Linked DNA regions of Homo sapiens: region 1 is linked to region 2. A link is an interaction called in ENCODE POLR2A ChIA-PET data of the cell type or tissue named here. Cell type or tissue: MCF 10A. All regions are shown on one strand. Each heading gives the region's core, and the rest is flanking DNA. Links, peaks and the distances in the headings are about the cores only.

Region 1 (16,772 bases), core at 8,214-12,213, 110 kb after region 2:
TACTTGACATCATTTTTATTGGACCACCTCCATTCCATTTCATTGCATGTCTTCCCTGAATTTGAATCCTATGGCATCCTCATTATTGATCTAACAAGGACACTACTTTTTCCCTAAACATTTTAACAATTTTGTTGAATGGGAAAAATAGTAGAGTGCTACAATCTTTCGTGAGAGCTCTGAAGCCAAATTACCTCGGTTTGAATCCCAGCGCTGCCACTGACAACATCAGCATGCGTTACGTGACCTCCTCAGTTTCCTAATTAAATGAAATTGTTGGTAGGTCCCATAAAACCTGGTTCTGCTCTTATCTTAGAACAGTACTTTGCACATAGTAAGTGCTCAATAAATGGTATGTATTATGATAGTAACTATTATTATCACTTATATAGTGATAGTTCAGTGACTAGTCCATCTTACTATCTATATTAATGTTATCTGTCTTAGCTTATAAATTCCTTGGTTGTCTATGGAATGGAAAGATGGACATCTAATCAAAGGTTTGGAATGATACCTAGCACAGAACTAAACATCACAACTAATTAGAAATAGACATTCAATAAACTAGGGAGACATTCTGATCTCCTGACTGTACTCTAGTAGTTATCTTAGTATGTGCTAGTTTCCCCTCTGTCTTTAAAATGAATTGTTCTCAACTATTAATTAAAATGGTCTTGTCAAATTATGAGTTTATCTCACCTTGAAATCAAATCAAAAAGAAGAAACAGTAGAAAAGCATGAGTTTAAATAGCCTTTCATGCCTAAGTATGATTATGCACAGAGAAAGAAACAGAAAATAAATATTTACTTATCCAGAATTCAGCTGTATGAATCCAGGAAACATTTTTTTTCCTGTCACTATTAATTAAAGACATGGATATTCCTACATGCCAGAGATGTTGTTATAATTAAGTTCTTTTAAGAACTTGTTATTAATATTTCAACAATCTGGAAATCATACTCCCAGGTATTCACCCAAATGACTTGGAAACTTATATCCATTTAAAAACCTGCACACAAATGTTAGCTTTATAGCAGCATTATTCATAATTGTCAAAATCTGGAAGCAACCAAGATGTCCTTAAATAGTTGAATGGATACAAAAATTATACTATAACTTATACATGGGAATATTATTCAGCAATTGAAAAAAAATGAGCTATTAAGCAACAAAAAGACATGGGAAACCATAAATGTATATTGCTTGGTGAAAGAAACCAGTCTGGAAAGGCTACATATTGTATCATTCCAACTGTAAGACATTCTGGAAAAGAAAAAATTGTGCAGAGAGTAAAAAGATGAGTGATTGTAGGGGATATAGGGCAGGGGGAATGGGGAGAGAAAAATAGGTGGAACACAAGAAATTTTTAGAGCAGTGAGAACTATTCTGTATGTCTGAAATCTGTATGGCACTGACTTTTTTTGTTTTTGTTTTGTTTTGAGATGGAGTCTCGCTCTGTCGCCCAGGCTGGGGTGCAGTGGCGCAATCTCGGCTCACTGCAAGCTCCGCCTTCCGGGTTCACGCCACTCTGCCTCAGCCTCCTGAGTAGCTGGGACTACAGGCGCCCGCCACCTCGCCCAGCTAATTTTTTGTATTTTTAGTAGAGACGGGGTTTCACCGCATTAGCCAGGGTGGTCTCAATCTCCTGACCTCGTGATCCGCCCGCCTCGGCCTCCTAAAGTGCTGGGATTACAGGCGTGAGCCACCGCGCCCAGCTGGCACTGACTTTTGAATGCTGGTATTAAATAAATATAAATAATGGTATTATGTTTATGTTTAAATATTATTATTTATGTCAATATGTGAATTACATTTCTTTTCAAAATTTAATTTTGCCCATTATGCAAAAACACAATTATAATTTCTTGTTAGAAGCATATATGCCAGCTTAAAAAGAAGCATAGATACCAGCTGATTTTCTTATAGAATTTTGTCATTGTTTATAAGATGTATAAGATTGTATTAAGATAAAATATAAAGTAAATAAGAAAACCTCCGTTAGTAGCTGTCAAATGCATCATTTGTGCCAGCTGCCTGACTTTTATACATTACTACATTGTAGGATCATGAGTAAAGCGAAAAAGAATGTGGATGATGTGATGTGTATAAGCCATCAATACTATGTAGTCGGCCTAATCTACAGAGTGGTAATTATTTCCACTATTCTCAAAAGTAAAACATATATCATTAATGGAGCCATAAGGCATCAAGTCTTCCTTAAAATGTATAGTCTACTACCATTTAACATGTCTGTATGTCAATGAATTCGTTCTACAGGTATTAATTAACAACTGACACTCAATAAAATATGTTGAAAAAATTAAAGTATGCTAAAGGTGAATCATCCATTAAGGACACATTCATCAATGTGAATACAGTATTAGTATTTGCCTTTAAAGTGCTTTTACTTATGTTGCTTACATTCCTAGATGCCTTTTTGCCTTCATTTTGCCCCAAAACTTGTTTCTTAAAATATCTGCTCATATTCCACTTGCTTCTCTCCTGAGTGATTATCAATCACTTTGGATGTTAGATGGTGACAAGAGAGCCAGATGTAATATCCCACCCCTAAACACGCATTTATTCCCAGGTGACTATTTAAAAAGCAACTCAAGAAATATGATCCCATTTTCAGAAAACTGAGGCAAGGAGAAAGACAATAAAAGATACGAAGAAAAAGAAAAACAACAAACACTAGTTCTAGAAGTTTTACTTACCTCGATTAAAGTATATACTTTGGCATTTAAGGGAGTCATATTCAAAATTTATAAGATATGGCCTTTATGCCATTTATTTTTATTTAAACTAAGTTCCAAAACAAATAATTCTTATTAACTGTTTAAAATTTGAGAGAAAATGTGAAGATTTTCATTGTAGACCATGTTTTCTTCAATTAAAATCTCCATAGCAAAGTGATTTTTAGTATATAGCATTCTTGCTGCTGATAGAAATGACAGTCTGTTAATATTTATATAGCTCTGCCTTAAATTCATTTGTTCATATACATTAATTTATTGTCTTTGGACAATATCTCTTATCTTTTATCTATTTCACTCCACTCAATTTCCTATGCATTTCTAATACCTCCAACTGCTAATTTTCCTTCATTGAAATGTTAAATATTATTTATGAGCTCCTTAAAAATCTTCTATATATACTAACATGTTATAATTACATTGATTTTCATAAAGAAAAAATTAGTTCTGAAAAAGAAAAAGCTATTTTAAATGTTTATATTCTATCCTAAAAAATAGTCTTCAACTGAATTTTTTGGTAAACTGTGTTGCAGTTTTTTACTAATGTTCTTTGGTTCAGTATAAATGATATGGTAAATTTGCATTCAAATTCATGGAACTTTTGAAATCTGTTTCCCATCTAGCTGGCCAGCCAAAAACAATATTTTCATTTGTAAACAGCTGTTTCATAATCAGCTCTTTTGTACTACGTGGAATTCCATAAAAGATAGAACATTTTATTTAAAATACAGGAATCGCATTAATCCATCACAAATCATTGATTAGTTTTTGTATACTACCACACATTTAACTTATAGGGAAAGATTTTAAGGAAAATTTAATCTTGTGTCCAAATGTAACATTACTTTAAACATGAGGTCATCTAAACATCTGTCTCCAATATATCACTGGGGATTTAAATCAAAAGTCTGCTAAACATGTACAATCATTTTGAAAATAAATAACAGGACAAATTCTGTCTTGATTATGATTATCATGCATTTTAAAAGGGAACATTTATTCTAATAAGAAAAGTCTGAACTAATTTAAACTTTATTGACATTAAGTTAAAATAGTTTCATACAAGAGTAAGAGATATATTTCGTTTATTTGCTGCATAACAATGCTTATATTTCAACTTTTCAACATTATACTCTTAAATTTTTACTCACAAAAAAAACTGATACCTTTATCCCTCCATATATTTTCAATAGTAAAATATTCAAGGAAAAATTTCAAGACATAAAATTTTCCACTCAGTAACTGAAAAATGAATAACACAATTTTCTTCCTGAACTTTCCTTCCTTTAGGGCAACACTATGAATCTTCAAGAAGAACTAAAATAGTTCTATCCATTTAACTGACTCCTATGTTACGCTTTAAAATAAAAGAATGTAGCTAATTACAAAAGACAGTGAAGGCAGTACATTCCCTTCAAGACTTTATAATCATCAAAAAGTCAGTGTATTTCTTAAATGATTAATTAAACTCTACACCTGACTTGTGTCTGGTAAGTATGAGCATTTAATTCACCAACAGGATATCTTCAGAAACCAGCTAAATACTTGAGATGAATACGCATTAAAAATAAACCACAATGCTTAATCATCAAAGCAATTTCTGCCGAAACTAAAATGAACATTAGCAGTTGAAGAACCGGAGGAAATAAAATTAAAGCATCACTGAATAGTACATTCTTAGAAAAACACCATAGCTTCCCCTAATGCTGCAGAAATCATCAAAGAACCCAGCTGCAAGGAATATTAATGTCCAGGTTTGTCTCACATCTAGTTGGCTGTTGCAAACTGTAACTGTAGGTGGTAGTTATGGTTTTCTGAACCACCTCACTGCATTTCTTCTTTCTGCTTATATCCCGAAGTTGCTAACTTTGGCCATGGCAATTTCAGATCATATATTCTGCCTTGGTAGATACAGGATAAAAACTTTAAAATGTATTCACAGGTCTCTGAGTGTAATTCCTTAAGGGCAAGAACTATGACTTACTAATTTTGGATATCCATTCCCTAGAACCACATCTGACACATATCTGCAGCTTGATAATTCTTGGTAAATGCATGAATGACTTGATGAAATGAACATCTGACTAAAACCAAAAACTTTTGCCTGGCTCTGCTGAACTGCCTACTAATACACTGCTTTAGTTTTCCCACCTATAAAATGAGGCTTATCCTTGCCCTGCACCCTCACTGAGGTATTGGGAGAATTGAACGAGAGCATAAACACAAAAATTTATTGTAAAACTAGCAGTAGCAAACTAGTGTAATCATTTTGATCATCAACAATGTATCTAGGTTAAATTGTATATGCAGAAAAACAGATACTGAATGTTATATGAAGTATTTATTTATAAAAACATTCTTTTGAAGAAGCTCAAAATTGAAATAACATGCTTCCAAAATATGTGGTATGTTGAAACAGAGAAATTCTCTTTTGAAAATACAGTTAAAGGACTGGGGGCTAAGAAATCCCTTTGGAAAAGTTAAGTCTGGTGGTACCATTTTTTTTTTTAACTTTATAAGATCTTAGAGCTGGGCACGGTAAGGCTCACGCCTGTAATCCCAGCACTTTGGGAGGCTGAGGCGGGTAGATCACTTGAGGTCAGGAGTTCGAGACCAACCTTGCCACATGGCGAAATTCCGTCTCTACAAATAACACAAAAATTAGCCAGGCGTGGTGGTGCAGGCTTGTAATCCCAGTTACTTGGGAGACTGAGTCAGGAGAATCACTGAACCAGGGAAGCGGAGGTTGCAGTGAGCTAAGATCACGCCACCGCACTCCAGCCTGGGTGACAGAGAGAGACACTGTCTCAAAAAAAGAAAAAAAAATCTTAGGAACTTAATAATTAACACCTTTTGTATTACGAGGAAGAAATTCAAGCTTTTTTATATAATTAATACAACTGAGCAACTGAGTTTATCTCAAACTTTAGCCTTCCCAGTCCAAAAGCTGAATACCATAATGACTAGCTAAAGATGCTAATTCAGCATTAGCAATGTAAAGCATGTTTTTGTGTGTTGCCAGTGTTTTCCTCAACACATAAAACACACAAAAAATCTGTGGTCAAACAACCACAGACATGATCTAAGTGAGAAATCTTTGCATTTATACTGGCCTTTGTATTAAAATAGCATAGAATTGTCTATGATTATTTCTTTCAATTAACTGCGTTTTTAAAAAAAAAACTGAAATATAAAAATAATTTTGCTTTAGTGTAGCTTCCATTTGTGTAACTTTATCTCACACATTCAAATTTGAGTTACCGGCTATTTTATCATTTTCCATCTTTTTCCTAGTAGATTTACTTTACTACGTAAATGTTAGTAGCAAGTTGCCCCATTAAAAATCAGTTAATTTTGTTTTTCTTTATTCTATTACTCAAAATACCTGAAACAAAATATGTAAGGTACTATATGTCACTTTTTATATTTTTCTAGATTGCACTGACTTTATTTTTCAGAATAACCACTGTAATCAGCTATTTCTACATTTTCGTCTGAGTACTTTGATATGATACAGGCTCCATCCTCAAGGATAGTATTTCTCAATCTTGGCTGCACATTGGACTCAGATAGAGCGACGTAAAAAATGCTGATTCCTGGGTCCAATTCCCAGAGGTTCTGATGTAGTCAGTGTGGGTTGCGACAGTGGCCTCTGCATCTTTTCATGTTACCCAAGTGATCCTAAAGTGTAGTCAAGGCTGAGAACCATGGCTCTGGGAACTCACAGTCTTGTAGGGGAGATTAATAACAACAGTAACCAACCCATTTATGGTGTGCTTAATTGTGCCAAACAGCAGGCTAAGCATTTTATGTGCCTCATCTCATTTAACTCACAACAACCTTATGGAGAAAGATTCTGTTACTATTCCTATTTAAAGACTTGAGGATTAGAAAGATTAAGAAACTTGTCCAAGGTCCCACCAGTGATAATTGACTGAGACAGAACTCAAACAGCTCTGTCCAACTCCAGAGTGGTAGCTCTTCATCACAGACTATCATCGAGGTAGAAACCATGCCATAAAAAGATATTATATTCCTTTTTGGAGACAGGGTTTTGCTCTGTTGCCCAGGCTGGAGTACAGTGGCTTGGTCACAGCTCACTGCGGCCTCAGCTACCTGGGCTCAAGCGATTCCCGTACCTCAGCCTCTCAAGTAGCTGGGACCGCAGACAGGTGCTACCATATCTGGTTCATTTTTTATTATTATTTGTAGAGACGAGGTCTCACTATGTTACCAGGCTGATCCGGAACTCCTGGGCTCAAGCAATCCTCCCGAGTAGCTGGGATTAGGGCCATGAGCCACCATGATGGGCCTAAAAGATTTTTTTAACGGGGCAAGTCATAGTGTTCATGAATAGAAGTGACAGAAGAATTACCTCCGAGGATACACAACCACTGAAATTAGGCAGATATTAGAAATGTCCGTTTTTCTCCTTAGCCTGACTGTCAGAATGAATTGTAAATTTTCTTCGAAATAGTAGTATCTGAGGCAAAGAACACTCCTAGGCAGTGGCCCAGTCTAGCTGGATACCTCTCAGTTGTCAAGGACACAGGAAGGAACAATGAAATCATTATTTGACTATTATTTTTTTAGTTGCTAGTCAGCATCTAAGTCTGTCTGCAAACTGCATCTCTGCATTCCCTACAGGCAAAGGGAGCTGTCCCTCCTGGTAGTGACAGAATAACCACAAACAAAACAGTCCTCCTCAGGGGAAAGCCATCTTTATCTGTCAGTATTAGTCAGCTGAGAAACATAGCTGCAGGCAGCTGAAAAAACAGTTTGCCTGTTTTAAGTTTACAGGTGGCCTTATAATGGAAAGTTTTACATACTGAGATTCCTTTTCAAGTTAAAAAAGTTTGGACAAAAAGGGACAAAATTTGGCAGGATTTTCATGCAATGCTTCTAACCAGCTTACGAAAGCAAAATATCAAATTTTAGTGAAGCTTGGTGAACTAAGCACCCGCCTGCTGGCAAACAGGCTTAGCTAACTGCTCCCACCCTTTCTGCACTGCACATTCCTCGTGGTTCAAATCAGAATGGCCACACATACCTGCTGTCACAGGGGCTGGCTATACAAAACACCCAAGAAATGTTTTCCGAAGGAATTCATGGACATTGGAGATAACTAACTTTAAAAATACTTTTGAAAAGCAGATTGTAAACAGAGTAACATAATAATAATGTCAGCGTGTAAACAATAAAACAGCTGCTTAAAGCCCAGGTAAAAGGCATTTTAATGTGTCTGTTCATTAGCGTGTGTGTGTGTGTGTGTGTGTGTGTGTGTCTGTAATTTGTTTAAGAGGAACAAGTATGAAAGGGGAAGAAGGCATTTGACTGATTTCATCATCATTGTCAGCATGGATCAGATATTTGGGGTTCCATGAACACCTATTGTGCTTTCCCCAGCATCTGGGGCAATGGAGCAGACAGGGCCAGTTTATTCTGTAAGTGGTTCAAAGTTTCTTTTTCCTGGTTTTCCTATCATAGCTTACATTTTGTCTGAGGAAAAGGCACAGTTTGGAATCTATCAAAAGCAGTTAAATTGTTGGAAACATCTAACACATTACAAAGTATAATTAATTAAATTTATCAATGCAGTTGCTGTTTTCCTAGAATAAAATGGGGGTTTTAGAAAGTCAAATTCAGCAGTTATTGACAAGAGTCAGAAAAGCATGCAGTGACTTGGTGGGAAGCTCGGGACAGGTCTTGACTGAGAGCACTGATCCTTGGGGTCGAGGGCTTAGAAAAAAATACAGAAACTAATGAGAAAAAGAGAGCCAGCTAATTACAAACTTGAGTAATAATGTCACTGTCAAATCTTGGGAAAAGGACTGACAGATTCTATTTAACCTATAAATCAGTAGTTGTCAATTAGGTGGTCTCTTTACCACTGGGGTGAAATATGGAAATGATTTATTTAAATTAAAGACAAGGCCTTTGTATTACTTATCTCAATTAATAATGATTGATCAAATTTGTTTCAAAAAATGTTATGCAATTTAACACCTCAGAAGTTACTATGAATGATAAATAGAATACCTACACACATATACATTCTCTTCTTTTAAAAAAATTTAGGTTTAGAGGAGGGGAGTGAACCAAATTATTTGATAGAGTGACTACTAAAATATTAGTTAAGAACCACTCCTGTGGACCCACTGTGGAATATTGGAAAGGAAGTCTCCAGAAGCAAAGTAATGACTCCATTTTCAGGGGTGGCAGAGGGGAAAACAACTTCATCAGGTGAAAAAGAAGATTATGTTAATGAAATCCAGGTTTGAGCACAAAACAAAATTCTACTGCCCCAAATCAGTAGTTAAGTGAAATAAGATAAAGTTTCTAGAATGTAAACAGAAATATAGTTTATATTATAAAAGTAGAAAGAATTATAGTTAGCATATATGCATGTATTCATAAGATGTGTCACTCATATGTGAAGTTGTTTTGGGTTTTTTTTTTTGTTTTTTTAGTATTTTTAGTAGAGATAGGATTTCACCATATTGCCCATGCTGGTCTTGAATTCCTGAGCTTGAGCGATCAGCCTGCCTTGGCCTCCCAAAGTGCTGTGATTACACGCCCAGCCTGGGTGGTTGTTGTTGTTGTTGTTGTTGTTGTTGTTGTTTGTTTGTTTTTAATATTTGGAAGAGTCTTAACTACTCATATGTTTTCCCTCTCCATTAATAATAACTAACACAGAGCATTCAGGAAGTGCTAGTCACAATTCTAAGCACTTTACATGCCTCAATCCATATGATCCTTCCAATAACCAATGAGGTAGATTGCATCCTATCTCTATTTTATGGGTAAGGCACAGAGATGTTAAGCTGCCTGCCCAAGGTAACACAGCTAGTAAGTATTAGAGTTGGGATCTGGTATCAGGCATTAAGACATCAGAATCCCCATAGAATACTACCTCCTTCTCTTACCTCTATTCTCTATTTTTTTTAAGAGATGGGGTCTCGCTCTGTTGCCCAGGCTGGAGTCAAACTCCTGGGCTCAAGCAATCCTCATGCCTTAGTCTCAGGAGTAGCTGGAACTCCATGCCTGTGTGCCCAGATTTACCTCTATTCTCTTTGTAGCATGAAGTGAAATCTAAAATACTAAAATACACACACACACACACACACACACACACACACACAGAGAGATGAGCTAAATAACTCTTTGGGACACCACAGTAGGAATTTAATAGACTAGAACAGAAAATTAAGATTAGGTTGCTATGACCCCACTGAGTAAGTCCCCTATCATATGACTGCCACATGTGTGGGATTGACTCAGATATCCCTGAGGGCATGTGGGGCAAGTAGAAAGATGGGCTGGAAAAAACTACAACTAACACAATGACATTTGAGCTTGAGAAAACAAACCTACCTCCAAACTGTAAGCAACTCAACAATCAGATACTCTATACTTCTTCTAACTATTCCTGGAAAGCCAGGTATTAGGAAAAAACAGGTCTCCATCCACACACAGTCAAAATTCAGGAAGACAAATTTCTAGGTTCACAGAATCAATGGGACTTGGATTGACTCCTTCTTAGAGTAACCAGGGCAGGAAAACTAGAGCCCTTTTTTATTTCCTTTTGCAGCTATCAGGAATAAAATGGAACAGTACATCGTCTACAGCATTCGGTTCCTAGGGTAATGTCTCAATTTGATGGCAGGCAAACAGCAATGATTCTCCTCACCACCAATGACACTGGGCATGAAGGAAACAGCACCCACTCCTTCAGATTGTTTAGGAAATATCTCCCTACCATCTTGATGAAAAGTTTTGAAGTTTTAAATTAATTCACATTAAAAATTGATAAATAAAACACTTGACATTTATTCATTCATCTATTCATTCGACAAATGTTTATTGAGTACCTGTCCTGTGCCAGGTTATCTTTTAGGCACTAGGGATACACCAGAGTACCAAACAGACCAAGAGTTTCTTTTGTGTGTGTGTGACAGTATATACAGTGGTACAAACATGGCTCCATGCAGCCTTGATCTCCTGGGCTCAAGCAATCCTCCCACATCAACCCCCCTAAGTAGCTAAGGCTACAGGAACGTGGCATCACCCCCAGCTAACTTCTGTATTTTTAGTAGAAACAGACTTTCACCATGTTACCCAGCCTGGTCTCTAACTCCTGACCTCAAGAGATCCGCCTGACTTGGCCTCCCAAAGTGCTGGGATTACAGGCCTGAGCCACCACACTCAGCCCAGACCAAGAGTTTTACCTTCATGAAGCTAATAGTCTACTGATAAAGATAAGAAGAGCATGTTTTAATATATAATAAATGATGTCATTATTTTACATCATTTATTCAACAATTAGTATTATGCATTCATTCTTACATTTAACTAAACATGTCAATGTTACTTACAGATCAATAAAATTTAAAAACTAGGGTATTTTATTTTAATTTAATATGTAGCTATTTTCTCAGCTATGCAATGCTGATAAAATATATATGAAAAGTGTGACATGTCTCATGTTTATTCAAATGTAAGAATACATAGATTCATATACGCCGCACAAAACATAAAAAATGCAGGTATTTTCCAATCTAGAAATAGTTAATTTGCTAACAACTTGTACATACTAATGATCACTACAGCTCCCATTTTCTCCAACCTTAATGCCTCCTAATTCCCAACTCTGGTTTGCACTTGCCCTTTGGTTCTTCTCTGCTGTCGGACTGTTCACCAACCATCCATTTATTCATTGCACAAGGACGTACTAGGAACCACTGGAGTGAGACCCTCTAGAACTCCTTCACCCTTGTCTCTTAGGACTAGGGCCTCTTGGAAGTTGAAAGAGACCCAAGACTCTTCTACTAATTGGGAACTCTCAAAATACTATTATAAAAAATAAAGAAATGCCAGTTAACAGCGTTATTAAAATTTACTTTAAGGACTTACATTTCACATAGTAATTCTTTTAACAGACACAATTGCAATGACAAAGGCAATGACTTTATATCTGCCCATATTTGAAAGAAATGTCAAAAATTCAAATTTATAAAGCCCTCTGTGAAATATGAGGCCCTATTCAAATGGCCCTCCTGGTCTTGTCTGTCACCCTTTCCTTCTTGGCTGCTGGCACCTTCCTATCTCATTGTCAACGAGAAGCCACCACACTATCTCCACATCTGAGTATCTCTATCCCATTCTCCACCAGTTAGAGCTCTTAAAACCTCCAGGGAAGCTAGCCTCAGAAGGACAGAGGACCCTATATTTGGGCTTAGGAATCCTAAATGCCCTAGGGCTTAGAGCTGCCATTACTGGTATTTCACACTTATTTCAGGTTTTTTTTTTTTTTTAAAAAAAAGGAAGAAAATTTTTGTGGCTTGCCCATGAATTGCATAACATTGTTCTAGGGGGAAATGCATTCTGACCTCAAACTCACCTAAAACTACAGATTTTTGAAACATGACATATATGTTTAGGGCATTACATGAGACCACACTTTTTCTCACACATGGTAACTATATTTCCTTTTTCTTTTTTTTCTTTTCTTTTTTTTTTTTTTGAGACAGAGTCTCAACTCTGTAGCCCAGGCTGGAGTGCAGTGATGTGATCTCAGTTCACTGCAACCTCCGCCTCCCGGGTACAATTCTCCTGCCTCAGCCTCCCGAGTAGCAGGGATTGCAGGCACTCACCACCACACCTGGCTGATTTTTGTATTTTTAGTAGAGACGGGGTTTCTCCATGTTGGTCAGGCTGGTCTCGAACTCCTGACCTCAAGTGATCGGTCTACCTGGGCCTCCCAAAGTGCTGGGATTACAGGCATGAGCCACCACCCCCAGCCCTTATTTTCCTTATGTATTTTGCTTATATGTTTTTCCTACATATGGTAACTGTGAGTCTTTTTTCATTCAACTTGCCCGCAAATGTGATTTTATATATACTGTCATATATTTCTAACTTATATAAATAATGCAAAGTAAAAGATGTCCTTGAGTTTATAAGGTAAAAAATATTTTTGTGTGTAGCTACACATTGTATATTTTATATTGATTGTATGTCAGATTTCTATTATAGAAAGCAAATCATACTATTTAGCATGAGATCATCTTCATTTAGATACACCATAGGTCAAAACACAGATGTTTTGTCTTCATTGTTGCTCTGAGAAACTATGATTCCTACAAGAAACATTCCCTCCACCATCAGTAAAATAAGATGCTATGAAAGAGGTCAAAGTATTTGACGTCTAAATCAGAAGGTATTTTCTTTACTTCTGCCATATTTCTATATGGTTACATGGGGATATATAAGCAAAACAGGTCTCAATGAAATTGAATTGCTTTGTGGCAAATGCATTGAATAAATATACATTTATTGAGCAGCTACTATATTCAAAGCACTGTGGTAGGCCTGGAGATACAAAATAAACATGACTTGGTCTCTTCCTTAGAGGGGCTCACTCTTCATAAGACTTAAAAAACAAGAAATAGATCCAATGCACTCTTTTAAACTAATAACAAAAAATCAAGGAAAAGTAAAATAGATGCTTGTGAAAAGCCTCTTTGCAGAGTGAAATGGAATACTACATATTATGTAAGCATACCAATGAAAACATTATCAGTATATATAATGCTGGATGACGGCTATTTAAATATCCAAATTGAATGAACAAATGATGGCTCACAATAGCCTCAACCTCCAGGGCTCAAGCAATTCTCCCCACTTTGGCCTCCCTAAATGCTGGAATTACAGGCGTGAGCTATCTGTGCCTGCCTAGATGATCCATTTTTTGACTATGGAAGATATGAAGCCAACAAGAATCACATAGACATCATTATCACCACTGTTTTTTTTTAACTTAGATGCCAGTGCCTCTACTTTTCTCTTTTTCTTCCCTTCCTTGCTTCTTGTTGAACTTCTAATCTCCAGCTATGAGCTCAAAATACAAGGTATACACCAATGCAGATGTCCATGAACACATGAAAGAAACAGAAAATCTACTGTCACTTTCTTGATGCTTTATGAGGCAAACCTAATGAAACTATATTGCTCTGTAAAACAAAGTTGCTTACCATTTTCATATCATATTCCTATTTCAACTTTACAGAATATAAATTAAATGTTTTCTTAGGGCAACTAAAAACTGCTCCATCAAAAAAAAAATCCGCTAGGGCCGGCCACGGTGGCTCACACCTGCAATCCCAGCACTTTGGGAAGCTGAAACCCCATCTCTACTAAAAATACAAAAATTAGCTGGGCATGGTGGTGGGCGCCTGTAGTCCCAGCTACTCAGGAAGCTGAGGCAGCAGAATCGCTTAAACCGGGAGGCAGAGGTTGCAGTGAGCTGAGACAGCACTACTGAACTCCAGCCTGGGCACAGACTCAGGCTGACTCACAGAGCAAGACTCAAAAAATAAATAAATAATCACTAAATAGTCTTTAATATTTCTTATATTTAGTACAGTACCTTCAATATTCATCCTCCTTAGAACTATCTTGAAATCCCTTAGCTGTATACATTTCTCATTAAGAGAGAAAAAATAATTTAATTTAGTAATTATTTAAAAATTTTTTAAAGACATGGGAAAGTTATACTGCCATCTTGTGGTTAAAGTTTGATTACAGAAGCAAGCACTTCTGGCATTTCCCATTCATAAACCAAATCCACAACATAATATGTATCATACTTAAAACTTTTTCCTTACAGAAGGAGTAGGGTTGAAGGAAAAAAATCCTGTTTAGAACTTACATTCAAGAAAAATTATTATTCATACATATACCCAATTTCTTATGTTAAAGGCCACTGAATTAAAACAAGAAATGGCATTTGAGTCCCAGATACATAAATAAAACCTACGTGTTTGGCACTGTAGCTCCTGTTTAGAGATGTTTATAATTTATTATGACTATAATACATACCCTAGCCCTAATAACTTTGAAAAACAAAATTATGGAATCTAGGAGTTTCAGGTAATCTCTAAGATCTACAAGAAATTATGACATTTATCCTAAGCTTATCAATGATTTCTATTTTATCCAGGACTCTAATTCAAATTTTACGGCAAGAACCAACATAAAGAAAATAAATATTATACAAATAAAAACAGTTTCTTCCATCCCTCTTTCTTACTCATATACATAAACCCATTTTTCCATACATACACAGGTATGAATCACAATTAAAAGAAAAATTAATTCCCAAAGTACAGTCTGTATTTTTCAAGTGTAGAATTCTCTATGATCTATGCAAGGCAAAGATGCTTTGCAATAGTGGAATGTAATCAGAAGTTAACACACTTCTAGATCTAACTATATCTGCAGAAAGCTTTTCCTTTTAAAAAGAAAATAAAAAGCAAATCACCAAAATTATAGGAAGACAGCGCCATCTATAGGTCTGCACAAGTACAGAATAGTAATCTTAGTTTCAGATATAAATGTCCACTGTGATAAACTAGCCAATCAAATGTGCTGTCCTAGGCGGACGCTCCAAAATAATGCTGCTCATTCTCAGATCTCTGGAGAGGATCTTGCAATTTACTCCAAAGTGCTTTAACCTGCCTCTACAATCATGCCCCAAAATGATAGTGATAATAACAGCAATAGAAGCCTCAAGCAATCAGAACAAAAACTAATGTTTTTCACAATTGTATTATTCTGATTTGGCATACTTGATGGTCGATAAATATTGGTAACTTTTCAAGAAATATTAGCACATTGGTAGGTTCTCTCTCTCTCTCTCTCTTTCTCTTCATTCTGCAAAATTACTTTGGGCCATGATTCTATTTTAGGTGTCATCCAATTCTATCGAGTTCTATTGAATTTCATTCTTCTTTCTCCAAAGAGGAGGCTATACGTTCTCCCTACAGTAGTCTATTCTAGTTTTTACAGACATTAAATTACATGCGACTTAAGATTCCCTCCTTTTTCAGACAGGCCCCTCCTGTCCACTCTTGGGTTGCTCTCACTCTACTGAGTCACACCAGTATCTTATTAGTTGTGTGCGAATTCAGTTAACAATACGTGAGGGTGGAGGCTTGGCCCACTTCCTGACCAATTGCCTGTAGCATCTGGCAGAAAAAAAGATGCCGCATTAATGCCAACAGAGGCACTGCTGGTTAATATGGAGAATTTCATACTTAAGCTATGGCTGGCATTTAAAAATCTGCAAAAACAAGAAATGGACTTTTGTACAAGGGCAGACCCTGTTTGTTCATTAACACTCAAGTTCAAGAAAAAGCTGTGGTATTTAACATAACCAGAGAGAAAAAGAAGACTTATGGGGGCAATACTTGAAGGGGCTGCTTACCTGATTTCTCATTCTGCACACTAAGAGGCAGGGTGGAGTAATGGATGAGAGCTCAAGCTTTGAAAGCAAAGAGCAGAGTTTGAGTCTGTGTCTGTCATCAGCCTTGAACAAGATATTTAATTTCTCTGAGCTTCACTTTCCTCATCTTCAAGAAATTACAAATTGGCTCATGCCTGGAATCCAGCACTTTGGGAGGCCAAGGCGGGCAGATCACTTGAGGTCAGGAGTTCAAGACGAGCCTGGCCAACATAGTGAAACCCTGTCTCTACTAAAAATACAAATATTAGCTGGGCAGGGTGGCATGTGCCTGTAATCCCAGCTACTTTGGAGGCTGAGGCAAGAGAGACGCTTGAACCCAGGAGAAGGGGTTTGCAGTGAGCCGAGGTCACTTCACTGCACTCCAGTGTGGGCGACAGAGAGAAACCCCATCTCAAAAATAATAATAATAATAGAGATTATTTAAGCAAAGTAAGATGCTTTGCACATAGTAAGCATTCAGTAAATGTTAGCACTCAAAAGATAAGATTTATCTTACTTTTTAAAATCTTATCATACTTATTGACTATGATAGTTAGGAAGGATCTACCCAACCCAAACAAATATCCCAGGAAGTTCATTGTGACTTCTAAAGATGACAAAAAGAATGAATGAAAAGACTGAACTCAAAATAGAAATGAGAAAATGATAATTTGTTTGAAGGTCTGATATTAGTTTCAAAATATATCTCTGAAACATCTTTGAAAACCAT
Region 2 (16,772 bases), core at 7,527-11,526:
CGGATTCAGTTACTTGCAAGGCTGAAATGTTTGTTTTGACACCAAGTGAACAACTTATATCAATTTAAATAGAAAATATAAACAAACATATATACTACAAAGCTGTGCCAGCAAAAGACTTTAGTGCACATTCCTTCAAATTAAAAGAGTTCTTTTCTCATCTGACTTCCTACTCACTCGTGTAGGGCAAACTTGTTATCAAATGTCAATCATTTTATTAAATTGACTGTGAAAAGGCTGAACTTCAGACATAGATGTTTTTCAGCCATAGGATTCCTTGAGTTCCTTGCTGGAGATGCAATTTAGCAACGCCTGTTCAGGAGTTTTGTTTTCTTTTTTCTTAAAAGAAAAGATAAAGTGATCAGTGCATAAATTTAAATTGGTGTGGATAAAACCAGGTGGTAAATTTCAGAACCTATATAGCAAACGGAAAAAGCCCTAGACCAGGCATGCACTTATTTACACTTTACGATGGGAGTCGGGAGCTAACCCAGGTATAATCCACTATGTTTTATGTAACAGGAAAGCACGCAGAAGATACTAGTCATCTCCCTAAAGACTAGACGTCCTAAAAAAAGAAGCAATCTTCAACTAGCTTTCCCTTTTGTGAACTACTAACATATAAGATGCAGTTTTAGCTTCAAGTCATAGCTCTTTGTAAAGATTCTGTCACACCACCAGATATAATTTTTGTTTTTCTACATATCATTAGTTTTCAATTATTTTCAATAACTCTTTTCCCACACTATTATAAGTTGGCTAGACAAGGTAGAGACATCACCATAGTTCTCTGGGTTTTCTAAAAATGATTATTCTCCAATAAACGTATTTATGGAGATTCTTGGCCAAGCTGGTAATTTCCCAAATGTCTTTCTTACTGGCAACAAAATCTCCAACTTAGCTTGTTATTAAAAAATAGGTGCCAAAAGGAGCTCCTTGTCGCCACCAACTGTAAATTCCACATATTTTTGCATCTAAATAAACAATGAGATTAGATCATCTATGTAGCTTATACCCCAACCCAAACCAGCATCCAAAGTAAAACTATTTTGTGAAATATTGTGGTATTATGTGAAGGAAAACAAAGTGTCCCATACTCAAGTAAGTTTGGAAAACACTTACGAATTAAACATTTCTTTTCTGTTGAATTTATCAGAGCTGCAAAATGCTATTATGTATTGTGACAGTCTAAAAAAGTATTTACAAAATTTATTTGACCATGAAACTTTTATTCAAGGGCCTCTAAAAACCTGGAAGAGATGCAGTTAAGAAGTGCTGGTCTATGATATGGCAAAAACATGTCAAAGAGATTGTTATTTAAATAATAGTTGTCCCGTGTGTGGCTAATTCTACTTATGACAATCCATGTGGCCACAGAGAACCTACTGTCTTGCCAGGCTCCATTTATTTAAAGACTACATACAGACTTCTTTGAGAGGAGAAAAAACGGTGCTAACAATTCTAAGAATTTTTTTCCCAAGTAACAGCAATCTTAGGAAATTGTTTAAGCTACCATCTCCATGAAGTCACAAGGTCCTAATATTGTCTCACCTTATTTTCATTGAGGGGAGCAGGGACAGCGTGTTTATTGAATTACAAGAACCAGGTTACAAACAACAAAATACTGATGCAATCTCATTTCTACTAATTCTAGGGGAACTGGATTCACAATTTAAATGAGAACATACTATAGCATGTCAGAGACTTCTAGGGATAATGACTTGACAGCTAATACATCTATTATCTAGCTACTTTGTAAATCATATTTGAATTCAAATTTCCTATCTGTGTCTCTGATATTCATTTCCCTAGTTTCCAAGATGGTTTAGTGATGATACAGCTGATGACAACTGTTAGATGACCGTTTCTGCTACTATAGAAACTCAAATCAGGCATTGACCTCAGAAGACTATTCTTATAATCAGAATACTGATGATGAGCTTTGAGGTTTTTGTTTTTGTATTTTTTAAGGGCAGTGGGAAGGACCTAGATTTTATCTCTTTGTGGAAGTTCCTCTTTTCCCTGAGCTGAAGCAGAGGCTCCCACAATACTACAGTAGCTCCGGAGTGTGCTCAGCGGCTGTGGCAGCTCAACCATGCAATTTTATAGCAGGCAGCAAACAAGGCAGAGAATTCAGGGTTAAAAACTCAAGTGAAGTTTTGTCTTCTACAGTAATGAAAGCTGACTAAAAGAGTAAATCAAATGGATCTCCTAACAAAATGAAAACAGCTGTTTGGCCTGGCTTGGTCTCTGATTTAGGTTAAGTAATTATTGCTCTAGTGCGGTTCAAGGTTGTTCTGTATTAGTGAAATAAGATATCACATGAAAATCATCCAACTTTTTAATTTACTGTAGCATCAGAAATTCCACTGCATAAAAAACTCTAGAAACGTAATCTTCTAAAAACTTTACCTATAAACCTTTTCAAATACCAATTGATTCAATCTTCCAAGACATAATTACATGATACACAATTACATTATAGTAATAATCTTTAGTATCTAAACTAAGAAAACATTTTAATATTTTAACTTTAAAATGCTAAATTTTTTCAAATTTTACTGAAGTGATATATTATATCCAAATTCTTAAATAACTGTAAATATTTTTTTGTAAGGAGACGTGTGTATAAACAGCAAACAATGAAAAGCTACTTTCTGAGCCCCAAAGAAGCCTATACTTACAGTGTAAATCTTTTTTTTAATTCAACATTGGTATACCAATAGTGGTTGAGAAGAAAAAAAATTATAATGAAAAAGCACAGCAAAGCAATAGCATTGGGGAAGAGGTTTCTGTATCTAACACTAGTCAGTAAAATTATTCATGTCACTTCAAATTCTACTTCTTATTTGCTTTTCATTCTTCTATCACCATCATTAGTGTCACTTCTCTTGAATTGAAGCACTTTATTTCTGCTTCAGCTTGCCAATTATAACAAAGGACAAATCAATGGTAGGTTGGTGATGGTATCTTTTTATTGATGTTCCAGTATTTATTTTTAAATAATAAAAACCTAAAAATATTATCTGATGCAAGACAGTGAATTCCTGAAGAAAACAAGACTGTAAGTTTTGGTCACCTTTTCTGGCTGTTAACCACCATTACAACCCTGGATGGATGCTTAGATGTATGAATAAAAAATAACATTAAAGTATTTTTGAACAACAAATATTGAAATTATAGGATAACGTTTCTTCAATGGTGACATCTTTAGAGCATTTTTTAATGCACTTGGGTACATTCAACTCAGTTCCCAATGAAAGAGAGTGACAGAGAACATTACATCAGAAAATTAATATTTTGAAGAAAATTACTTAAGTGGTTTAAAGCCCAGGGAAAAGTCTCAGATGTTCTTGTTATAGCTATTATTGTTGGACACATAACATGACATATTTACCTTTCCAGTGGGATATAGTTTTGTAGGTTTCCTAAGTCTAAATAGCATTTCTCACTAGTCCTTGCCAATTATTCTAACTAGTACTTGCCAGCACATCAGAATAACAGAAACAAGAGAGTTAAATGTTTTATTCTCCAATATGTTTCCACATTATGATCTTTCTTTGGGGTCAATGTTCCTTAAATAAGTGGCTATATCATATTCAGAGTTTTGATTCAGAAATTGTCTTGTGGAACTAGATCAACAATGCACAATTTGCCTAAGGATTAGAGAGGAACTCAATGACAAGCAATATTTAAAAGGAAGGTTTAATTTTTTCCTTTCAGACAGTTAATGTAAATGCTACTAACTGAGATCTTCAAAAATGATAGAGCACATGAAGCCAGTCTACATTCTTAGCAGTCTGCAATCCAAGGAGGGTTAAAGAGGAATGGTCCTACCCCTTTGCAGACTCCATATTTCTTTTTTTCAAGAAATATAAAGCTTGCTGTTGTTACTGCATAAGTCTTTGTGAATAGGCAAATGTAATTAACTCAATTTTACAACGAAAGCTGGGCATACTCAGTGCCACTTAAACAGTGCATCTTTAATTTCTGAGTCAAAATATAAGGTCAAACTCTACTCAGTTTTCAGCAGCCATGTTTCCACCAGTAGTGTTAGCACAGTACTTACAGACAGAATCCCTCTGCTGAAAAGAGGGGATCCCTCCCTGGAAGTCACTTGTCTTACTCTGAAATACAGTTGGCCTTTCAGCAAGATAGGGAGTAGGGGCACCAACACCCCCACACAGAAGAAAACTGGTATATAGCTTTTGACGCCCCCAAAACTTAACTACTAATAGCCGACTTTTTTTTTTTTTTTTTTTTTTTTGAGACAGATCCTCACTCTGTCACCCAGGCTGGAGTGCAATGGCATGACCTCGGCTCACTCCAACCTCTGCCTTCCAGGTTCCAGTGATTCTCCTGCCTCAGCCTCCCAAGTAGCGGGGATTACAAGCGTGTGCCACCATATCTGGCTAATTTTTTTATTTTTAGTAGAGATGAGATTTCACTATGTTGTCCAGGCTGGTCTCAAACTCCTGACCTCAAGTGATCTGCCTGCCTTGGCTTCCCAAAGTGCTGGGATTACAGGCGTGAGCCACTGCACCTGGCCGAATAGCCTACTCTTGACTGGAAGCCTTACCAATAACATGAACAGTTGACTAACACTTTGTATATGTATTATATAAAGAAAAGAAAATGTTTTTAGGAAAATCATAAGAAAGAGAAAATACATTTACTTTTCATTAAGTGGAAGTAGATCATCATAAAGGTCTTTATCTTCATCATCTTTATGTTGAATAGACTGAGGAGGAAGAGGAAGAGGGGTTGGTCTTGCTGTCTCTGGGGTGGCAGGAGGCAGAAGAAAATCCACACAGAAATAGACCTGATCAATTGAAACCCGGGTCGTTTGAGGGTCAACTGTACTTCTTTTGAGTCCCTGATCTCTCTCTAGCTCTCAGTTACTCATGATATTCCTCCACCTGGGGTATCACCCCTTGAATAATCTTTTAGTTGCCACATCTTCATGAGTTCCAGCTTGGGAACAAATGTTTTCTGAATCTACACTGAAAAAGTCTTGCACCATGTACATACTTTCCATTTTTTCTGGATTAGCCTCCTAAGATATTATATACCTTGCTAGTTCCTTCTTTTTGACAGAATTCCCGGGACGAATCTAGTAGAATCTAAGAAATGAGCATCAGTGATTAATTTTTTGGTGTAAAAGGTTATGTTTGTGACCTAGCATTCAGCTTCAGAAAGAACACACTATAAAAACTGAGGGCCTCATATCATCAGTTTGTACTCGTTGGTAAGTGTTCCTAAAATCAAAGAAACCCCTAGCTGATCAGGTTGAATATAGGTTACAGTCCTGGATTTTCTGAGTTTAGTCAAGGGTCTCTAAATTGTAGCAGTCAATTGGCACCAGGTGGCCCAAGGAATCAACCCTCCCAAGGATGCTTTTCTACCTCCTTTGTTTCCTTTATCATTCACTTTTACCCTGAGATTGTGCAGGAAATGGGAATTTCCAAAGATTGGCATTTCAAGGGATATGGAATTCCAAAGATTGGCAATCTTTAAGCCACTCCTTTGCCTTCTACCTCATTTTCCTCAGGACTCTAAAACAGAGCAATTTCCAACAACCTACAGCCTTTCAAGGCAGCAAGCCCTTCTGCGCATGTTTACTAAAGAATGGCATGAAACTTTGTATAGAGACAAGATGAGATAACAGGCTATCCTAAGGAATATTTGCACTTAAAAGTTGAACAGTGTTCAACAGTGTTCAAACAATCACACAGTTTACACCCTTGCAGTCAACCATTTCAAAGCATATGTTCCATTCATTTCTCCTTTTCCTCTTAAAGCCTTTCATGAAAAAATTTTTAAAAAAGAATCTTTGGCTCAAAGCAGCAAAGTAAATCTTTACTTCAAGTTATTTTCTTAAATATTATTTTCATGTTAGGTTTTTAAAATTTAGAATATAAAATGTGGCTTATCATACAAACATCTATAATAAAACTTCAGTAGAAGGCCTTGCAAAGCTCTTTAGGGAACTATTTGTTCCACACTAACTTACAGGTTACTTTATATCACAGGTATCTCATTACTTGATGTTGGCAGAGATGTGAGACAACTTCTCAGCTTTCTTATCCTATGAATACTGGTAACCATATCGAAAGCTAGGGCCTTTACTAGATTAAGTTCAGCCATAAATTTAACCTATCAGAATCTTTTGTAGTAAAATATTCACTCCTACTTTCAAATTATAGGATTCTTGAATTGGAAAGGACCTTAGAAACTATCATTCCACAGCCATCATTTTACATATGAGGCTACTGAAGCCTTCAAAGATGAAAGGACTCACCCAAGGTCACACAACTGGTTGGGAGATGAGCCCAGACTGGCTCTTTCTTTTTCTTTGGGAAGTAATGGTAAAACAACCACATTTTAAAAGAGATTTAATCTCACATTGTACGTAGAAAAGACAAAGATGGGCTCCTTAAAGAATTCCCAGTTCCTAAAATTAAGCATTTCAGTCCTCTCCTCTTTAGCACTTTTAAGCAATACCAAACTCAGTCACAGCGTTTGCTCATTCCCATTCAACATTCCTATTTCTTTCATTGTAGGCCTTCCCCATCATTTTTCCCATATAGCTATCTACATGTTATATTTGAAGAAATTAAAGTACTACAGAAAATATTACATATAAATCACAAGGATTATTTTTATGCGATAAGATATTTAAACATGCTTTCTGAATTCCTAAAATAAGTGCTTAGGCCATAATTAAAAATGAATCCAAGCTGGGCGCGGTGGCTCACGCTTGTAATCCTAGCACTTTGGGAGGCTGAGGCTGGTGGATCACGAGGTCACGAGATCGAGACCATCCTGGCTAACACGGTGAAACCCTGTCTCTACCACAAAAAAAATAAAACTAGCCGGGCGTGGTGGCGTGTGCCTGTAGTCCCAGCTACTCGGGAGGCTGAGGCAGGAGAATGGCGTGAACCCAGGAGGTGGAGCTTGCAATGAGCGGAGATTGTGCCACTGCACTCCAGCCTGGGCTACAGAGCAAGACACTGTCTCAACAACAACAACAAAAAAATGAATCCACAGGAGGCTGAGGCATAAGAATTGCTTGAACCCGGGAGGTGGAGGTTGCAGTGAGCCAAGATCATGCCAGTGCACTCCAGCCTGGGCAACAGAGTGAGACTCTGTCTCAAAAAAAAAAAAAAAGGGAGAACAGATGAAACAAGATGGGGAAATTTGTAACTGTCATTATAATTTAATTATAATTGTCATAAAATTAGAACTGGCAATGGATATGTGGAGTTTACTATACTATTCAGGAAAATTTAGCATTTTTCCTAATAAAATGTTTATTTAAATTACCAATCTGCGTACCGCCCTTTGGAAGAAAAACAGTTCCTAAGTTTCAATGTACACAAGCAGACTGTTACAATGAAGAGTAAACAGGTAAGGGAGATTTCAAATAAAGTTTTCCATCTTTTTAAAAAAATTGTTATTAAAAAAGAACACATATGAAATTTACCAACTTAACCATCTTTAAGTGTACAGCTCAGTAGTGTTAAGTAGATTCACATTGTTGTGCAATATATCTACAGAACCTTTTCATCTTACAAAACTAACACTCTATACCCACTAAACAACAGCTCTCCGTTTCCTACTCCAGCCCCTGGCAACCACCATTCTACTTTGTTTCTATGAATTTTACTACTTTAGATACCTCATAAAAGTGGAATCATACTGTCTTTTTGTGACTAGCATATTTCACCTAGCATAATGTCCTCAAGGTTAATCCATGTTGTAGCACATGACAGGATTTTAATCTTTTTAAAGGCTGAATCACATTCCATCCTACGTATATACTATATTTTTAAAATTTGTTCATTAGTTGATAGACATTTGGGTTACTTTCACCTGAAAATCTTCATCATAACATAATATTTTTGGAGGAAACTGAAGTATAAGGTACTATAAGAAAAATTCAGCTAAGCAGCAATAATAAAGAATGGATATGCAGTAACTGGAACAAAGTCCATCCATCAGCTATTATCAACTTGATATCCATCCTCCAGGGCCTAGAAGAAACTTAGCACACCTAGTGAAAATCAGTCTATGGGTCTGTAAGAGATTACATTTGTTATTTATCTACTTTTGTTTTCTAATCCTCCTTATTTTAGTACTCCTTTTGATGGGATATTTATTCAAAGGATATTGATGGATATGAATATATTTTTATTCCCTCAGTCTGTGGATATGGCTGTAAGAGATGTAGCTTGACTGGGAAGAGGGTACGTGGATGGTTGAGGATTAGAAAGGTGCCAAATTATTCAGATTTTTAATTTTTTTGATTAATAAAAATAACATTTACATCTCAAAGTTATAAAAGGAACTTGCTGTTACAGGTATTCCATGGTTTATTTTGGTAATGGATTTGATAAACCATTTGATTTCCAAGAAGCTGAACACTTGTGTTCCATTTAGCAATTTGGAATAAGGTTCCCAAATGGCACTATGATATTCTGGGATTCTGGGGAGGTCACAATTTTGCTTTTTTTTTTGAGATGGAGTCTCACTCTGTCGCCCAGGCTGGAGTGCAGTGGCGCAATCTCGGCCCACTGCAACCTCTGCCTCCCGGGTTCAAGCAATTCTCCTGCCTCAGCTTCCTGAGTAGCTGGTACTACAGATGCCTGCCACTACGCCCAGCTAATTTTTTGTATTTTTAGTAGAGACAGGGTTTCATCATGTTGGCCAGGCTTGTCTCGAATTCCTGACGTTCAAGTGATCCACCCACCTCAGCCTCCCAAAGTCCTGGGATTATAGGCATGAGCCACCGTGCTTGGCCTATTTTATAATTTATTAGAGAGAATAAACCCACTATAAAGGATGAAACTCTTTGGATGATCGTTCTCTGTCTGATCGTATATGGGATAAAGTCCATCCAAAATCACTTGGGCACTGAGAAACCTCTGCTATCTTATCTGGATCCACTTTTGTACTTTGTATTTTACCTCTAGTTCACTTTCTCCGTTCCCACTCCCACTCCAAAGGATCACCAATCCCCTGGGCTCATTAAATTTCTGGCTTGGATTATGTGGAGTGATTAATGGCAGTGGGCCTGGTACATGTGGAGGTCAGCGTGCTGAGCATCCTGCATGTCAGCGACAAAAACACCCGCGTGCATCCACCAACTCACTCTTCGCCTCCACAGCCACAATTTATTCATCCCAGAGTACACTCAACCATCTGCTATTTATTTTGTTTTCTTTAAGCATTATTTCCTTCAATTTGCTAAGCCAGGGCACAGGTGAAAAGTGGTAAGAAGCAAAGGGGAGCTGTTGTTGATGGACACAGGAGGGGTGAGTTGAGCTCCCCATGAGGAAGAGCATTCGGCTCCACAGAAAGGGCCTAACCGTATTGCTGAATACTTAAATCCCTGCCTAATAGGAGCATTTGGGCCAGGCCCAATCATAACTAGCTAAGGCTAGACTCCTGGGGTGAGGAGTGTAAAGCTGGTGAGTTTTAAGCATCCTTAATAGTAGCCCTGTAATAAACTGATGCTCTGAATCTTTGCTAGAGTCTGCACAAGACTGGGCTATAAATTTTACATTTGGCAAAGTGACTCATAAAGAAACACCCACCTGATTTCAGACACGCATTTTTGGCAGTCAGGGCACTTGCTAAATTAGCTATGGTTCTGTTTTTAGCTGCTTTCTTTCTCTGCTGAAAATACGATGATTCTATCTGGACAGTACAGTTTCACAACTCAGTCCTCTAGCGCTGCTTACTAGTCCATCTTTTGGACTGGGAAATACCGGAGTTTGCTTCCTTTTTAAGTGCCGAAAACACTGGAACACATTTTATTATTATCAGTTTTAATCTATAAGGTTCTGGCCCTGTGAGTTGTTTTCTTCACGAGAGTAGCTATAATAAATGGATTATCAAAATGCATTTGAGCTAACAATCTCTGTTATTACAGAGTGATAAAAACATAAAACCACTTTTTCATCAGGAAGAGGTGAAGTGTCTCTTGTCTGGGGAGGTCCAGTGTTGATTTGAGGAACTTGGGTCAAGCTGGTATTTGACCTTTGGCAGGAGGCTGCCCTGGGTCTTATATTCTCAACAAACTGGGCCCAAGACAATAGTGTGCTTTATAGCCCAGAGCCCGATCACTGTGTTTCTCCAAGGAAGACCTCAAGCTGAAAAGCCAACATGCCTGACAACCACCATCAAGGTACCAAGGGCATAAGCACTAGACACTGGAAAACAAATGGAAAAGCACACACAGCTACATCTGGAATCCTAATGGGCCGCCAATGGTTCCCAGCTAAAGGAAGAATTACCCATGTTATTTTATCATCCCTTGCGCTAACTTTGCTGTTTATGTACAGCAATAAATGATTTTTTAAAAACATATTTGGGTCATTATGTCATATACCACCAGCAAGTAAGGTTGTTTTATTGTGCTTGGAGTCAAAATACACTGCTATACCCAGATGTACGGGAAGTTTAAAAATCTCTTGTCCTTCTGTATTCATTTCTCTTGGACAAATGAGTTAAGTTTTTAAAAGGAAAATTGAGAATTTTTATGGCTTTTACTCCCACCTTGCCAGTAAAATTTGCACCAGTATTTTTCTACCCAGCAAAGGTGCCTGGCCAATGATAACACTAAATACAAATGCAGAAAGCCAAACATCTTCCAACCAACAGGAAATGCCAGAGATTTTTTTTTCCTTTTTTGGAACACTTTTAGCAAGTTGGATTCTTCTGCCAAGGCTGTGCTATAATCAAAAAGTAGCTGCAGATCAAGAATATGAAGTGAAACCTGGAGGTTCAAGCCAATTCTTCCCATACAATGATATGTGAATTTCTACCTTTATTTCTGCTTGCTGCAAGCAGTTTTAAATTTCACCTGCTCTATTAAGCCTTTTAACACACACAGTAAAACTTAGCGCAACATGTTACATTTTCTGAGTTAAAAAAAAAATTCCTGGCTGGGTGCGGTGTTTCACACCTAAAATCCTAGCACTTTGGGAGGCCGAGACAGGGTAGCTTGAGTCAGGGAGTTTGAGACCAGCCTGGTCAACATAGGGAGGACCCGTCTCTATTAAAATTTAAAGATAAATAAATAAAAATTCCAAAATGCCTAACCCTTTATCATAATGTGTTATTTTGCACACTCCACAATCAATAGATATGGTTTATTTTTCTACCCATTCCCCACACTTCCAAAATTTTGAAGTTCAATTCACCCAAATCTGCTAAATCTTCTTCCATTCCATTATGATATGAATAAGGGGAAGTGGTTTCTCAACATGAATAAAGTGAAAGACTACATACATCAGGGGAGAAGAAAGCCTGAGAAAAGCAGATGTTCAAATGTGGATCTTGACTGACCCATCATCTACCCGGAGAATGAGTTCTTGTGTGAGTGTTTAGTTTCTGAAGCGGAGGATGCTGGCTTTCCTGTTTACTTAGCTAGCCCTGTCACTGGGTTACAGGTGGCCTGGAAAGAAGATTTAGGAAATATTTTCTCTTCATAAATGAACATCAAATTATTTTACAATGTGCCCTGGTACATGCATCATTGACAGGTTGGAGGCCAAAGACAATCTCAAATAAAGCAGAGGCTGGGGCGGGTGTGGGGGGACCCTGATTGTGAGTCAGGAAGAGAAAAAACTGTTTCCAAGTTATTTCTAAATTTTCACACAATTTACTAAGAGATGAGTCATTGTACTCTTTAGCCTGGCAAACATTCCACTCCAAATCCCCTTCCTCGGCAGAATTTCTAAGTTTTGGTTATTCTTGCATTGCAGCTGACTTTCACCTTTTCAGGGGATCCTCTTCAGTATCCACTATTGAGTTTCCTGGAAGCATCACCATGATTCTTACTTTTGCTATTAATGATCAGTCTTTTTAAAAAAGCATTCTTTCAACTTGATTCTGAGTTTCACCTGAATCCTCTACACGAGAAAAGCTTAACATCACCAGGGTTGCTTTCATATGGAAGAAGCCATTACTTGAAATTTATCAATTGAGTTTGGAATTCCTCCTGTTTTCTCTCTCTCTTTTTCATGCTATTTATATTCATTGTTTTCTTTTATCCTATTTAAAAAATTTTTTTCACCAAACTTCAGTGGTGAATTTGATTTCTCCCCTTTTTTCTTGCTTATGTTCTGACCCTGCCCTCCCTGACACATTTCAGCAGTATCTTATTCTTTACATATTTCACATTTGAGGAGCATTTTAGTCTCTTGCTTGTACCTCTACATTCCCCAGCCCAGAAGTCTTCGCAGATCATTGATGTCAAATCATGTCCCTCCTTCTTCAGAATGCTGCCAGGAATCATCTCCCAAACTAAACCCATATGGCTCTACTCAACCAGAATCACTTCAACAATCCTGTTTGCACATTGACAGGAGAAATCGCTTGGGAAAATGGTTCTGTATGCTGCAGATGTTTATATTTTTCTGAAGATTCCTCTGCTTCTGTTCTTTTGTTCTTTCCTTTGCATTTTGCCCTTACTTAAACTTAAAGCTCCCTGTGGGTATGGAATAACTTTATACCCACATACTTTTTGTGTGTTTCTAAAGTTCTCAGTTCAGCGCTTATTGTGCTATGAGGAGAAGGATCAAGACAAATGACCACCTTACTGAACTGAAGTCTGAAATTGCTTTCCTGGCTGCCATGCCCTTTGATGTAGGGTAGCTAAACAGATCTTAAATGACACTCATTGTCCTTTGTTCTTATCTAAGCATACTGGTTACCTCCATGGGGCTCAGAGTTTCTGAGGTGACATAAGGTATACCTACCTTATATTTGTTGGTAGAAAAATGAAGAATAATAGGGTTGGCAAAATTATAACTTTTGAAAAATTTGTCTTTCTGCCTCTAGCCTCTCCTTCAGCATTTCTGAAAGTCCTCTCCCCTTTCCCAAACTCAGGTTATTATTTGCCTTCTTAATTTCTAACTCCTCCAAATAAAAACAGCAAAATGTGACATATTATTTCTACTTGAAAATTAATTTTCATGAATACATTCAGTCTTTTAAGAGTTTTCTGTTTTAACTCTTAAATTCCTATTTAAGGAATAGGAGTTTCCTATTATGAAATAAAAGTTTCTATCTCCTGATAGAGGAATTTGACACAAATTCAGGAAGTCAGAAGAACATTGTTGGGAGGTAAAGAGAGGGGGATAGTCTTTTCCTTGGCCCTAAAATTATGCTGCATTTAATTCCAATTTTGCAGAATATAGACTAAATCTGCTTTAGTTGTTAGGGGTGCTTTTCTTAGTAAGGGACTAGCGAGTATCTTCCTTCCCATTTTCCTTGATACCAAGATTCTTGTGCCTAAGATTTGCTGAAGCCTGACGTCCTGTGGCCCCAGCCGACCAGGGTCTCCTAGCCTGGGTCTTCTAGCCTCACTGTCATTCATCCACCTCCATCATCCCCGACACCATACAGGCCACATAGACAAAGGGATGCCCTTCCCCAGCCCCCTCTTTGCTCCTTCTAGAATGTCATGCATAATCACAGTATCCAAAGTTTTAGTTACTTCCAATACCCCAAACAATTGCATCTGACACCATCTTAGGAGCAGAGAACAGTTGCTAAGCAGCTATCAAGTAAGGAACAAGGATGGTACGGTGAGGGGTGGGTGCCACTGTCAGACAACCCTGTTGTTAGCAGATAGGATCCTGCCTTTTCGCCTAATCATTGACAGTATGTTGCAAAATACTGAAAGGCATTCATTGATGCAGCCTGTCTTATAAGCATTGTTTTTAACTGAGGTATAATTGACATGCAACAGACTGCATATATTTGAAACATACAAATTGAAAAATTTTTTGACATTTGTATACTCCTGTGAAAACATCATCACAATTCAAGATACTAATAAACATATTCATCACCCCCAAAATGTATTCATTCCCTTTAGTACATCCCACTCCCATTCCTGCTTCTCCCTAGGCAACCACTGATCAGCTTTTTGTCACTATAAATTAATTTTCATTTCCCTAAACTTTACATAAGTGGAATAATACAGTATATACTTTTTTGTCTGACTTCTTTCTCTGAGCATAATTGAGATTCATCTATGTTGTTGAAGGTATCACTACTGCATTTGTTTTATCACTGAGTAGTCTTTCATTGTATGGATGTGTCTATCAAGAGGCATTTATTGAGCCTCTTCTAAGTGGCAGGTACTGTGCTAGACACTGGAATATACAGTCACTAAAGGCTATGTGCCAGCCCTCAAGGATCTTATTTGGTGTTTAACACAGAGACAGATAAGTAACTTGACAATTACTGTAGAGCTTAATCTATGCCATGAGGGAGATAATCACGGAGGTTTGGGAGCCTTATTAAAGACCATGTAAATCAGACTTGAGGCTAAGCTTGAGGCAGGTTTTGGTGGATGAGTTGAAAGTAGTTACAGGGGGCTGGGCGCTGTGGCTCACGCCTGTAATCCCAATACTTTGGGAGGCCTAGGCTGGTGGATCACCTGAGGTCAGGAGTTCAAGATCAACCTGGCCAACATGATGAAACCCCATCTCTACTAAAAATATAAAAAAAAAATTAGCTGCGTGTGGTGGCAGGCACCTGTAATCCCAGCTACTCGGGAGGCAGGAGCAGGAGAATTGCTGGACCCCAGGAGGTGGAAGTTGCAGTGAACCAAGATTGAGCCACTGTACTCCAGCCTGGGCAACAGAGTGAGAATCCAAGAAGAAAGAAAAAAAGAAAAAGAAAAAGAAAAAGAAAGGGAGGAAGGGAGGAAGGGAGGGAGGGAGGGAGGGAGGAAGGAAGGAAGGAAGGAAAGAGAGAGAAAGAGGAAGGAAAGGAAGAAAGGAAGAGGGGAAGGAAGGAAGGAAGGAAGGAAGGAAAGAAAGAGAGAGAGAGAGAGAAAGAAAGAAAGAAAGAAAGAAAGAAAGAAAGAAAGAAAGAAAGAAAGAAAGAAAGAAAGAAAGAAAAGAAAAATTAGTTACAGGGTGAGGTCAAAGAGCTACCAGCAGTTCTATGTTGACTGGCATGGGTAGAGGGAGCTGACGAAGCTAGTGAGAAGGACCTTTCATGCTGGGTAAGAAGTGTAAATTATATCGTGAGACTTATTGAAGGCATCTAAATAATAATAAAAAATGACATAATTAAATTTACTTTTTCTGTGTAGAGTGAATTAGAAGAATACAAGACCAGAGACACCAACTAAGAGGCTAACAAAGTAGCCCAGATGAGAGGGGATAGAGCCTTAGACTCAGATGGTGGCTGTGGAGACTTGGAGACGTGGACAGATGAGAAAGAAAGTGACAGAGACAGGAAATAGAAATCTAAAAGTGATTGATAAATGTGTGGATGAGAAACAGGAAAAAGTTGCAAAGATTTCCATGTTTGAGGCTTGAGCAACTAGATAAATAGAAAATAGCTTAAGAAGTGAAAGTAGCTTTGAGGAAGATGATAAATTCATTCTAATATTGTGAGTTTGATGTTGTATGAGACATTCAGAGAAAAAAGTCCAGAATTTAGATGGATGTAACTGTGCAGGAGTTTAGAGATAATGATATACTTTTCCTCATATTTATAGGCTTGCAGGAGGAAGAAGATAGAGAGTGAAAAAGAATAAAAAGCTTAAAATTCAGTTTTTGGAAATGCTGCCTTTGTGGGGAAAAAGATAGCTCATATATCTTATCATATATTTAATTTTACTCCTTAATTTGTTTGCAAATTCCTGAAGGAAGGCAGTGGAGGGGATGTGCCTTAAACTTTCAGTAACCAAGTGCCTCTAACAGAGAAGGGGCTCAGAACTAATTCATTATTTGCATATTTGAACTTAAAAATATAATCAATCTGTATCTATAATTAGCCATCTGTTAAAATGACCCATGTGCATTATCAAAATGCTACAAAGCTGGGTGCAGTGGTGTATTCCCGTAGTGCCAGCACTCTGGAGCCTGAGGAGTGAGGATCACTTTGAACCCAAGAGTTCAAATCCAGTCTGAGCAACATATCAAGGCCCTGTCTCTAAAAAGAAAAAAAAAATGTTACAGCAATTGGTTTAGAAGTACCTGGGCATGACTTATCAGCAGCACATAGATGTGATCTATTTCTGTTGAGTAAGAGCAACAATTCCTAGTTACAGAACTTTCTAATATTTAACTAAATATATAAAAGAGAAGAGTGCCTCTAGTTGCAAATATAGTAATGTGTCTAGAGCAGAATCCATGACAGTCAAGTCCAGCCATGTGCTTAAATATGTAGCTAAACAAAAATTCAGACAGAACATCTTGCTGTTTCTGAACATGATGTAGAATTTAGCAGATGACAAGGTGGATACATTTTTGCTTAAATGATTAGGAACTCCAGTTCTCTCAATAGCACTTCCACAAAGACTAGGAAAGCCTTCCTAATCCAAATTAAATCTAAAGATTGTAAATATTATTCCATCTTTAAACTAGATTAACTTGAGGTAAATGGCTGTAAGGAGGTCAAGAAAGCTCCAATGAATCAATCCTCATTTTTCTCACCACATCAAGTGGAGAAGCTGTGATTTAAGCAATTTCTGCTAGGAAAAGTGCTTCCCGTGTAAGTTTTTTCCTCAATGATCTCTCTCCCATAATACATTACGGGGTAACCTTTACTTGCCATAGAAAAACAGACATGTGAATTTGATACTCTCAGCTTGTTTATATGTTTTTAAAGCTGGCGAGCAAACAGAGGGCAGAATGTGAAAATTTTTGCTTCTGCTGCCACATGGCTAGCTGGAAGCCGAGTTCAGGACATAGCAAACTTTCTATTTGGACTTCCAAGAACAGCAAAAATAT

What was found. Peaks named below come from ENCODE experiments on the same cell type or tissue, not always from the same donor. Only the 100,000 strongest peaks of a DNase experiment are listed, where the experiment ranks them.
Region 1: POLR2A ChIA-PET joins it to region 2 with 5 read pairs; 2 of 35 experiments call an interaction of 5 or more read pairs at or near these places.

What each region holds. Positions count from the first base shown.
Region 1 is chr14:37,135,579-37,152,350 of GRCh38, forward strand. All of the region lies in intron 1 of SLC25A21 (solute carrier family 25 member 21), which reads right to left. Among named protein-coding and RNA genes, the nearest start is that of SLC25A21-AS1, 28 kb to the right of the region's middle. In MCF 10A, for the core only: no CTCF peak of the experiment used is centred there; a DNase peak (open chromatin) is centred at 10,053.
Region 2 is chr14:37,025,516-37,042,287 of GRCh38, forward strand. The region is part of intron 1 of SLC25A21 (solute carrier family 25 member 21); the gene reads right to left. Among named protein-coding and RNA genes, the nearest start is that of MIR4503, 82 kb to the left of the region's middle. In MCF 10A, for the core only: no CTCF peak of the experiment used is centred there; a DNase peak (open chromatin) is centred at 9,636.